3 separate regions of the Homo sapiens genome follow, and all the other regions are linked to region 3. The links are chromatin contacts, found by Hi-C or POLR2A ChIA-PET in ENCODE. All regions are on one chromosome and are shown on one strand. The core of a region is the stretch at or near the end of the contact, and the rest is flanking DNA. Distances in the headings are between cores, read along the strand shown.

Region 1 (2,700 bases), core at 3-2,502, 250 kb after region 3:
GAACTCAACAACTAATTTCATTGGCCCTTTATCGAGAGTACTAGAAGTTAAATTAATAAATAATGCATTTAATGAGGCAGCAGCACTTGAAAGGTTTTCATTCATCATTAGGACTTTATATAAAGGCATTAAACTGGCAAATAAGATTTGGAAGCAGAAGGGCAAAAAGGTATTGCTAAAACGAGGTCTCCATGCAAAACACATACTTCTGCTCCCCTGTATAACATTCCTCTCACTTACTTGACTTTTTTTCTGCCATATTTGGGGACCAAAGTGCTTTTTCCTTCATGAAGTGGAGATTCATGCCCTTCTCCCCCATCCTTTTCCTTCTGCTTTCCTTCACCCATAGAAAGTACCTTGGAATAGTATAGTCAGTCCTTGCATGTGCACAAGCTATCATTTCAGTAAAGGTATACATGGAGTAAAAATCATATGAAGGATCAGATTCAACTTATATTTTCTATTTTTTCTTCTTCCTCTCCCTTCCCCCACCTTCTGCTGGGCAGAATTATATCTTAATCAAATGTGTATCCTGTGTCACATATGGAAATGTGCAACATATGGTATTTGTTAATGTTTGTTAATTACATTTGCTTTTTTATTGCAGAGCAAAAATAAAATTAGAAGCAATACTTTCATGTGCTACCTCCTTTCTATTCAGATGCAATATGATGGAAAGAGACTAAATGTTGATGTCGACAGTACTGTATGGTGGTAAATAATGTGGACTTTCTAATCAGACAACCCTGGGTTTTCATCTTGCTATCCCATCTTTGTTGTTTACTACCTATGTAGCTATGAACATGCCACAAAATTTATCTGTGCTTCATATTTCTCTTCAGCAAAATAGTAATAATATTGTCTGGCCCATAGACCTATGATAATTTCTTGGTATAATAAAGATAGAGCAATTAGTACTCTGGTACATATGGAGCCTCAAAAGCTTTAATTAATACATATACATATGTACATATATACATATTATTTATATTTGTCAGTTCATCATTTTATTCAGCATATATTTGTAAAGTATCTACAATGGGGCAGACATTGTTTTAAGCATATAAGAAAATAGCGGTGAATAAGAGAGATAATATCCTTCCTCTTGTAGGTTAAACTTTTATGGGACAGGACACAGATTAACATAAAACAATCAAAACATTTTTATATGCTGTTAGAAGCTAACTGTAAGAATTAATGTGCTGGAGAGTGGTTGTTGGTAGTGGTTGTGAAATATGAGTCATTAGAGAGTAACCAGGAAAGTTCTTTTTGAGGAAGCGATATTTTCATTATGATAAGATAAAAAGTATTGAATTTGCATGGACATTCATATTTTCCAACTCAGTATATAGGATTTCTCATTCTGCCCTACACTCACGTATCTATTGTATCCACCTTTCTCCATGCACGCTTTTCATGGGAATGTGAGGCCCTCCTTCTTTCAATGCTAACCTGTCTACTTTCTCCAGCTCCGGAGATGGACAGTATCTGGAAAAAGTCTATTATGACATTCTATCTTCTTGGTTGAGGATTGAAAGGTAATCTAGCAAGAACCACCAAATAGAACCTTAATACTGTTGCTTACTATTATGTAGTATATAGAACCTTAATACTATTGCATAGATGTTCTATGTCTCTTATGGGACATCAGTGAGAATACATGTAGCCTACTTTATTACTGGCATACGTGTGTGTCTGTAAAGGAAGTATGTTTAAAAGAAAGTCAAATAAGCAGAAATAGCAATAAATGGAAATGAAATGAATGCTTGATTTCATGGATGAGCATCTGTCTGTCACAGGGTTCATATAGTAGCATGATGGCTGCTGATTGCAGCAAACTTACCTCTTCACAGCTTCAAGCCCAACAGGAAAGAGGAAAGAGAGGGAGATCATTTCTTAGACAGTGAAGTGAAAATGATGAGAGTAATTTGATTGGAAATGTGTCAGTCATTCACACAATTAATTTTTCCTAGGTCACAAAGCTACCACAGAACTTCACTCTAGTTGAGTTGATGTAATTTGCTCACAGACGAGCAGAACTGAGAAGCGCCAAGTGAAGGATCAGACCCTAGCAAAATCCTTTGCATCTCCAAGTCAAAGTTTACCTCAAGTTGGGCCAATCCCTGACGTTTTAAATATATAAAGGCAAGGGAAGATGATTAACTGCTATAACTGGGCAAAATCCTTCAATGGCTTCCTCTCTAACTCATAATAAAAGCCAGAACTCATACTAAATCCTAGAAGTCCTTACATCTCCTGATTCTTTGTTCTGTCTTGGATTTTGTAAAATATCCTAACTTATATCCTGATATATTGCCTTGAGATTATTTTAAGTGGCCTGAGAATGCCTTCTGTTGGTTTAAATTAGCGCATACATAAACTTTTTAAGGTTAACACTTACATAAGCAACCTAAGATTAGTACATTTTTAGTTGTAAAAAGCTAATGCAAATATTTTAGGCAATTCATGCAAAATATTATGATTTCAACTTGTAGAGAAGGCTGCCTCATTTATTTCATATCATGCAATTTTAAATTTATTCTTTATTTGGTTATTCTAGGTTCTATCTATAAGTGATTAGGATGTAAAGCAGTAGGAAAACGTCCATGAAAACTTTGCCTTCTTTTGCTACATTTACAAGAAAAATAGTTATTCTTTTTATTTATTTATCTAATTTTTGAGACAGGGTCTGGCTCTGTC
Region 2 (2,700 bases), core at 109-2,608, 150 kb after region 3:
CTTTTCTTATAATCTTTGATATTTAGGACTGGTAGAGAAGAGAAATTAGATTTTAGAGGAGAAAGGGGACAGAAATATTTGATAACACAAATTTAACTTAGCGTGAAGCCTTCATTTTGCCTCAGTGAGTCTAAGACAAAAAAAAAACCCAAAAATACTGGATTCAAATTTTTTAAAAAAATCATTTTTAGTCACAGATATCTTGCATCTACCTGAAGAGCTTGGACTACTTATAGTTAGAAGTTATCAATAATATCACTTTATATACTCAAGACCTTATAACTTTTTTTTTCCAATTATTTACAAGGCGAAGTGCGGTCCCAAGATGCTTCCCTCAATGATGAGTTCAACTTTAACCATACCATCCCAACCGTATCAACCACTACTAAGGCAATTCTTGGCCCAACTTCAACCCAGCAGGGGAGCCTCTTGCAATCATTAAGCAGACAGGGAATCAAACTGGGCAACATGGTGAAACACTGTCTCTACAAAAAATAGAAAAAGTAGCTGGGTGTGGTGGTGCACACCTGTAGTCCCATTTACTTAGGAGGCTGAGGTGGGAGGATGGCTTAAGTCCAGGAGGCAGAGGTTCTAATGCACTCCAGCCTGTGCAACAGAGCCAGACCCTCTCTCAAAAAAAAAAACAAAAACCTATGAAACAATAATTATTTTTATTGTAAAAGTAGCAAAAGGAGACAAAGTCTCATGGACATTTTCCTACTGCTTTCTAATCACATATAGATAAAACCAAGAATAACCAAATGAAGAATAAATTTCAAATCACATGACATGAAACAAGTGCAGGTAGTCTTGTCTAAAAGTTGGAATCATAATATCTTGCACTAATAGCACAAAATATTTGCATGAACTTTTTACAACTAAAAATGCACTAATCTTAGGTTGCTTATGTAAGTGTTAAAAAAATTATGTATGCACTAATTATCACCAAGAGAAGGCACTCTCTTACCATTTTAAACAATCTCAAAGCAATATATCAGGATATAAGTCAGGATATTTTAAAAATCCAAGAAACAACAAAGAATCACGTGATGTAAGGACTATGTAGGATTTATATGAGCTTTGGCTTTTATTCTGAATTAGAGAGGAAGCCGTTGAAGGATTTTGCCCAGTTATTGCACTATCTGAATAAATCTCTTTCCTTGTCTTTATATATTTAAAACCCCAGGGGTTGGGCCAACTCCGGGTAAAACTTGACTTGGAGACTCAAAAGAATTACATTAGGGTCTGATCGTTCACTTGGAACTTCTCAGTTCTGCTTTTGTCTGTGAGCATCTGTCTGTCACGGGGCTGCTGATGGCAGCAAACTTACGTCCTCACAGCTCCAAACCCAACAGGAAAGAGGAAAGATGGGGAGACCATTTCTTGGTCAGTGAAGTGAAAATGATGAGATTAATTTTGATTGGAAATGTGTCAGTCATTCACACAATTGTTTTTTCCTAGGTCACAAGGCTACCAAAGAACTTCACTCTAGCTGAGTTGATGTAATTCTGCCACTTCCCAGATGTAGGACACAGGTCAACTCCTGAAATTGGGGGTTGGGTGAGCTCCACCCTTGTACATAAATTAAGAGTTAGATAATGGTGATTTTTTGGAGGAAATCAGGCCATCATTATCAGAACAAATGGGGAATAAATGCCGAGTACAAAATCTGCCAAGTATTAATACAATATTGAAGAAATAAAACAAGTAGGATATCAGTACATACACAATAATTAAAAGATTGGAATTAGGTACATACATAGACCAATATCTCTTTATGACATGGTAAAATATTAACAGTTGGCCGGGCGCGGGGGCTCACGCCTGTAATCCCAGCACTTTGGGAGGCCGAGGCGGGCGGATCACGAGGTCAGGAGATCGAGACACCATCCTGGCTAACACGGTGAAACCCCGTCTCTACTAAAAATATAAAAAATTAGCCGGGCGCGGTGGCGGGCGCTTGTATACAGTCCCAGCTACTCGGGAGGCTGAGGCAGGAGAATGGCGTGAACCGGGGAGGCAGAGCTTGCAGTGAGCCGACATAGCGCCACTGCACTCCAGCCTGGGCGACAGAGCGAGACTCCGTCTCAAAAAAAAAAAAAAAAAAAATTCAAAAAAAAAAAGAAAGAAAAGCAATAGTATTAAGTTCTATTTGGTGGTTCTTGCTAATTACCTTCCAACTTTCAACCAAGAAGATAGAATGTCTTAACTGACTTTTACCACACCTTATCCATCCCTGGAGCTGGAGAAAGTAGACAGGTTAGCACTGATAGAAGGAGGGACTTACATTCCCATGAAAAGCGTGCATGGAGAAAGGTGGATACAATAGATATGTGAGTGTAGGGCAGAATGAGAAATCTAGAAATACTATATACTGAATTGGAAAATACGAATATCCGTGCAAATTCAATAATTTTTATCTTATCATAATGAAAATATCACTTCCTCAAAAAAAAAACTTTCCTGGGTACATTCTAATGACTCATCTCTCACCACCACTACAGCAGCCACTCTCTAGCACATTAATTCTTCCAGTTAGCTTCTAACAACATATAAAAAGGTTTTGATTGTTTATATGTTAATCTATGTCCTGTCCCATAAAAGTTTTAACCTACAAGAGAGGAAGGATGTTCTCTCTCTTATTCACCACTATTATCTTATATATATAAGATATTATCTCTCTTACCACTATTTTCTTAT
Region 3 (2,700 bases), core at 58-2,557:
CACCTGAGGGCGTTCCTGCTCTCCTTGCCTGATTGCAAGGAATTCTTCAGAGCTCCTAGCTCTTTGCTTTCCTTACTAGACATCAACTACTTTCTTCGGAGAATCCTGTATCCTACTAGACTTGCATAGGGAACCTGTTTTCTATGTACTATGAGCTCAGTTACATTAAGCTGAACATCAAACTCAGCTACTTCCTCAGGGAAGCTTAACAAGTGCTCACAATGGCCAGGTGCAGTGGCTCACACCTGTAATCCCAGCACTTTGGGAAGCCGAGGCAGGTGGATCCCCTGAGGTCGGGAGCTCGAGACCAGCCTGGCCAACATGGAGAAACCTTGTCTCCACTAAAAAATGAACAAACAAACAAAACACACACACAAAAATGCTCACAATGCTGGATTAAACATTTCTTTCCACCGGATTCTCAGTGAGATTAAGCCATTTTATGGGAAACAGGGAAAGGGAATCACTTATATACTGGATTCAGAAAACAGTAATGGCATGATTAAAATTAATCCTTGTTTTCCTTCATTAGAGCTCCCCCACATCTGCAGCGCCCCCTCTTACTCTTGGTTTCCCATGTGATAGATTTGAGGCAGGATTTCATGCTCAACTTGGTGTCCACAAATCCCCTCCAGAAAATGTTAGCCTGTAAAGCCACCTATACTTCTAGGTATATTTACATTTAATGTAGACAAAAGCATTTACAGGAAGACAAATGGAGTTTTTTTCATTATGCCTATGACTGATTATTTTCTCATTTGGTATTGGGAAGTCCTAAGGGATTCAGGATTTTAGTTCCAATTTTCCTAATGTAATGGGTACCATTGCCCCCATTTTATAGATGAGGAAGCTGAGGCTTTAGAGGTTTAGTAATTTGCCCAAGGTTATATTGTTTGTTAGTGGTAGAGCTCCAGTTTGAACCCAATGGTTTAGAAACCATGATTTAATATATATGCTGCAATCTACTACTTTTGTGGAATGATTCACAGTTGACTGCATAGGGTAATTGTTGAGAGGGAGACTGATTAGAGGAGTGAGTGGGCAGCAAGCCTTGATATCGTCACCCCTCCTTAAGTCATAGAACTATTAGGAAGTCTGACTAGGGAAACTCTAGAATTAAGATCAAGAACCTCCAGTCTTCAAAACCATTCTATACCTTATCCATCACCTCCTTTAAGTCATTTAAAGAAAGCAAATTGATTCCTTACCTGAGTCTCCAAGGCCTCAAATCTCAAGGGCTGATTTGGATGCTAGCTGCGGAGTTCAGTGGGTGCAGTTTGTTTCTCAAGCACACTGGGAGGGTGAGTGGTGTAGTCCAGGCCTGAAGATGAAATCGCTGATAGACATCAGGTGACAGGAAATCAGTAGCTTCTGCTACCTTGGGCTTCGCTCCAATTACTTTGGTTTAACACTTACCATAGCTGAAGGAGGTGCAAAAAAAGTTTCTGCCTTACCAGGTTTCACTTCTTGAAAAAGACCCCAGGGGACTGCCTGGCATGCTCATGCTACCTTAATTAGAAGAACTTCTGCAGCCCCCACCCTATAAGCAGGTGTGGATGGTAGGTCCCTGAGGACAAGAAAGATTCTAGAAGTTGGTCAAAGATGGGCCGTTAGCACTGACTTTTACCTTCTGGCTTCACTTTTAGGGCTGAGTAGGTGGGCAGGAGGCATCCATGCAGAGATTCAAGAATCACTGAGGCTGTACACTTGGCAGCACTATACTTAGGGGTCCCCAAATATTGTCCTCATTGGCTCACACTTAAGTTTCTTATGAACCATGTATATATCTTGTGTCAGATTTAGCAGAAATGGCCTAAAATTATACTTTAGTGCCATAGTACATGTACCCAGCCACTCAAAGCAAGAATTAGCCTCCATATTTGGAAATATAAATTGAAATAGCACTTTTACCTCTGAACCCACCTTTTTCTTCTGTCTGTCAAGTTCCCTTGTGTCCCCTCTCTTTTTAGTCTAGTCTGGAGCTGCAGGGTCATCAAGCACAGTACTAGATCAAGTAGGGAAATGGAAGAAGTTGGTAGTGTCAGGAGAGTCTAAATATTTGGGATGTGAATCAAAGTTTTGCCCAAAGATAATGTCCTCTCTCTCCCCCTACAATATTCAACTTTTATGTTCATATGTGGGATTTTTAATTACATTTTTATTTCCCTGTTCATTGCTTCATTTTATTAGAGACACAGAGCTATAGTTAGGTAATTATTTGTTTATTTAATCTAAAGGGATGAAATATGGCAGGCAGCTCTGTTGCCTAATTCGAGGTTCATTCCTGTCTCTCTCTTTCATCTCTTCTCTCTTTCTCTTTCTGCCTCTCTTTTTAAATTTAAGATAGTTTGGAACCATAGGGTTAGATCCACTGGGTAGAAGTAGTTCTGGGGAGGCTGATTGTGGTGTGATATTTAAAAAGATGCCACTCTAAAAAAAAAAATTGTTGGAGCCGTTCATTAGGGGAACTGGCTACCATTTCAATAGAGAATTTACTTCTTCAAGAATACTCAAGTAAAGTCATGCAGTCACCTCTCAGAGATGCTGTAGAGTGAAGGAGAGTGGGAACAGAAGATCCATCATCCATTTAACATTCTAATTGAGGGTCTATGCATATCTGCTGAAATGCTTGAGTGATTGGTGATGGGAGGACAATTACCTAGGGTCTGAGTTGTGGATGATTGTGAAACCTGAGGTTTG

What was found. A loop is a pair of places that touch in the nucleus more often than their neighbours do. ChIA-PET counts read pairs that join two places held with the same protein, here RNA polymerase II (POLR2A). Pooled maps may share reads with other maps.
Region 1: a loop to region 3 is called in a pooled map, with 3 times the contacts of the local background. The contact joins the enhancer-like site here to the promoter of MS4A1 in region 3. A Hi-C loop is called at or near these places in 5 of 37 single-sample maps with no recorded cell type and 4 of 50 pooled maps.
Region 2: a map of B cell shows a loop between it and region 3 (18-fold over the local background). The contact joins the enhancer-like site here to the promoter of MS4A1 in region 3. A Hi-C loop is called at or near these places in 2 of 168 maps with a recorded cell type or tissue (B cell and heart right ventricle), 1 of 37 single-sample maps with no recorded cell type and 3 of 50 pooled maps. POLR2A ChIA-PET finds 5 or more read pairs at or near these places in 1 of 52 experiments (activated B cell).

The regions. Positions count from the first base shown.
Region 1 is chr11:60,203,728-60,206,427 of GRCh38, reverse strand. MS4A4E (membrane spanning 4-domains A4E) reads left to right here. Exons shown (of 9, transcript NM_001393391.1): 7 at 608-714; 8 at 1,470-1,538. Among named protein-coding and RNA genes, the nearest start is that of MIR6503, 4.1 kb to the left of the region's middle. Within about 2 kb of position 1,252, at least 2 of the 41 ENCODE cell types and tissues checked have a DNase peak (open chromatin) inside an H3K27ac peak, as active enhancers do.
Region 2 is chr11:60,309,414-60,312,113 of GRCh38, reverse strand. No RefSeq gene overlaps it. Among named protein-coding and RNA genes, the nearest start is that of MS4A6E, 16 kb to the left of the region's middle. Within about 2 kb of position 1,358, at least 4 of the 41 ENCODE cell types and tissues checked have a DNase peak (open chromatin) inside an H3K27ac peak, as active enhancers do; they include B cell, where a contact is called at or near this core.
Region 3 is chr11:60,454,454-60,457,153 of GRCh38, reverse strand. MS4A1 (membrane spanning 4-domains A1) reads right to left here and starts at 1,307. Exons shown (of 8, transcript NM_152866.3): 1 at 1,209-1,307.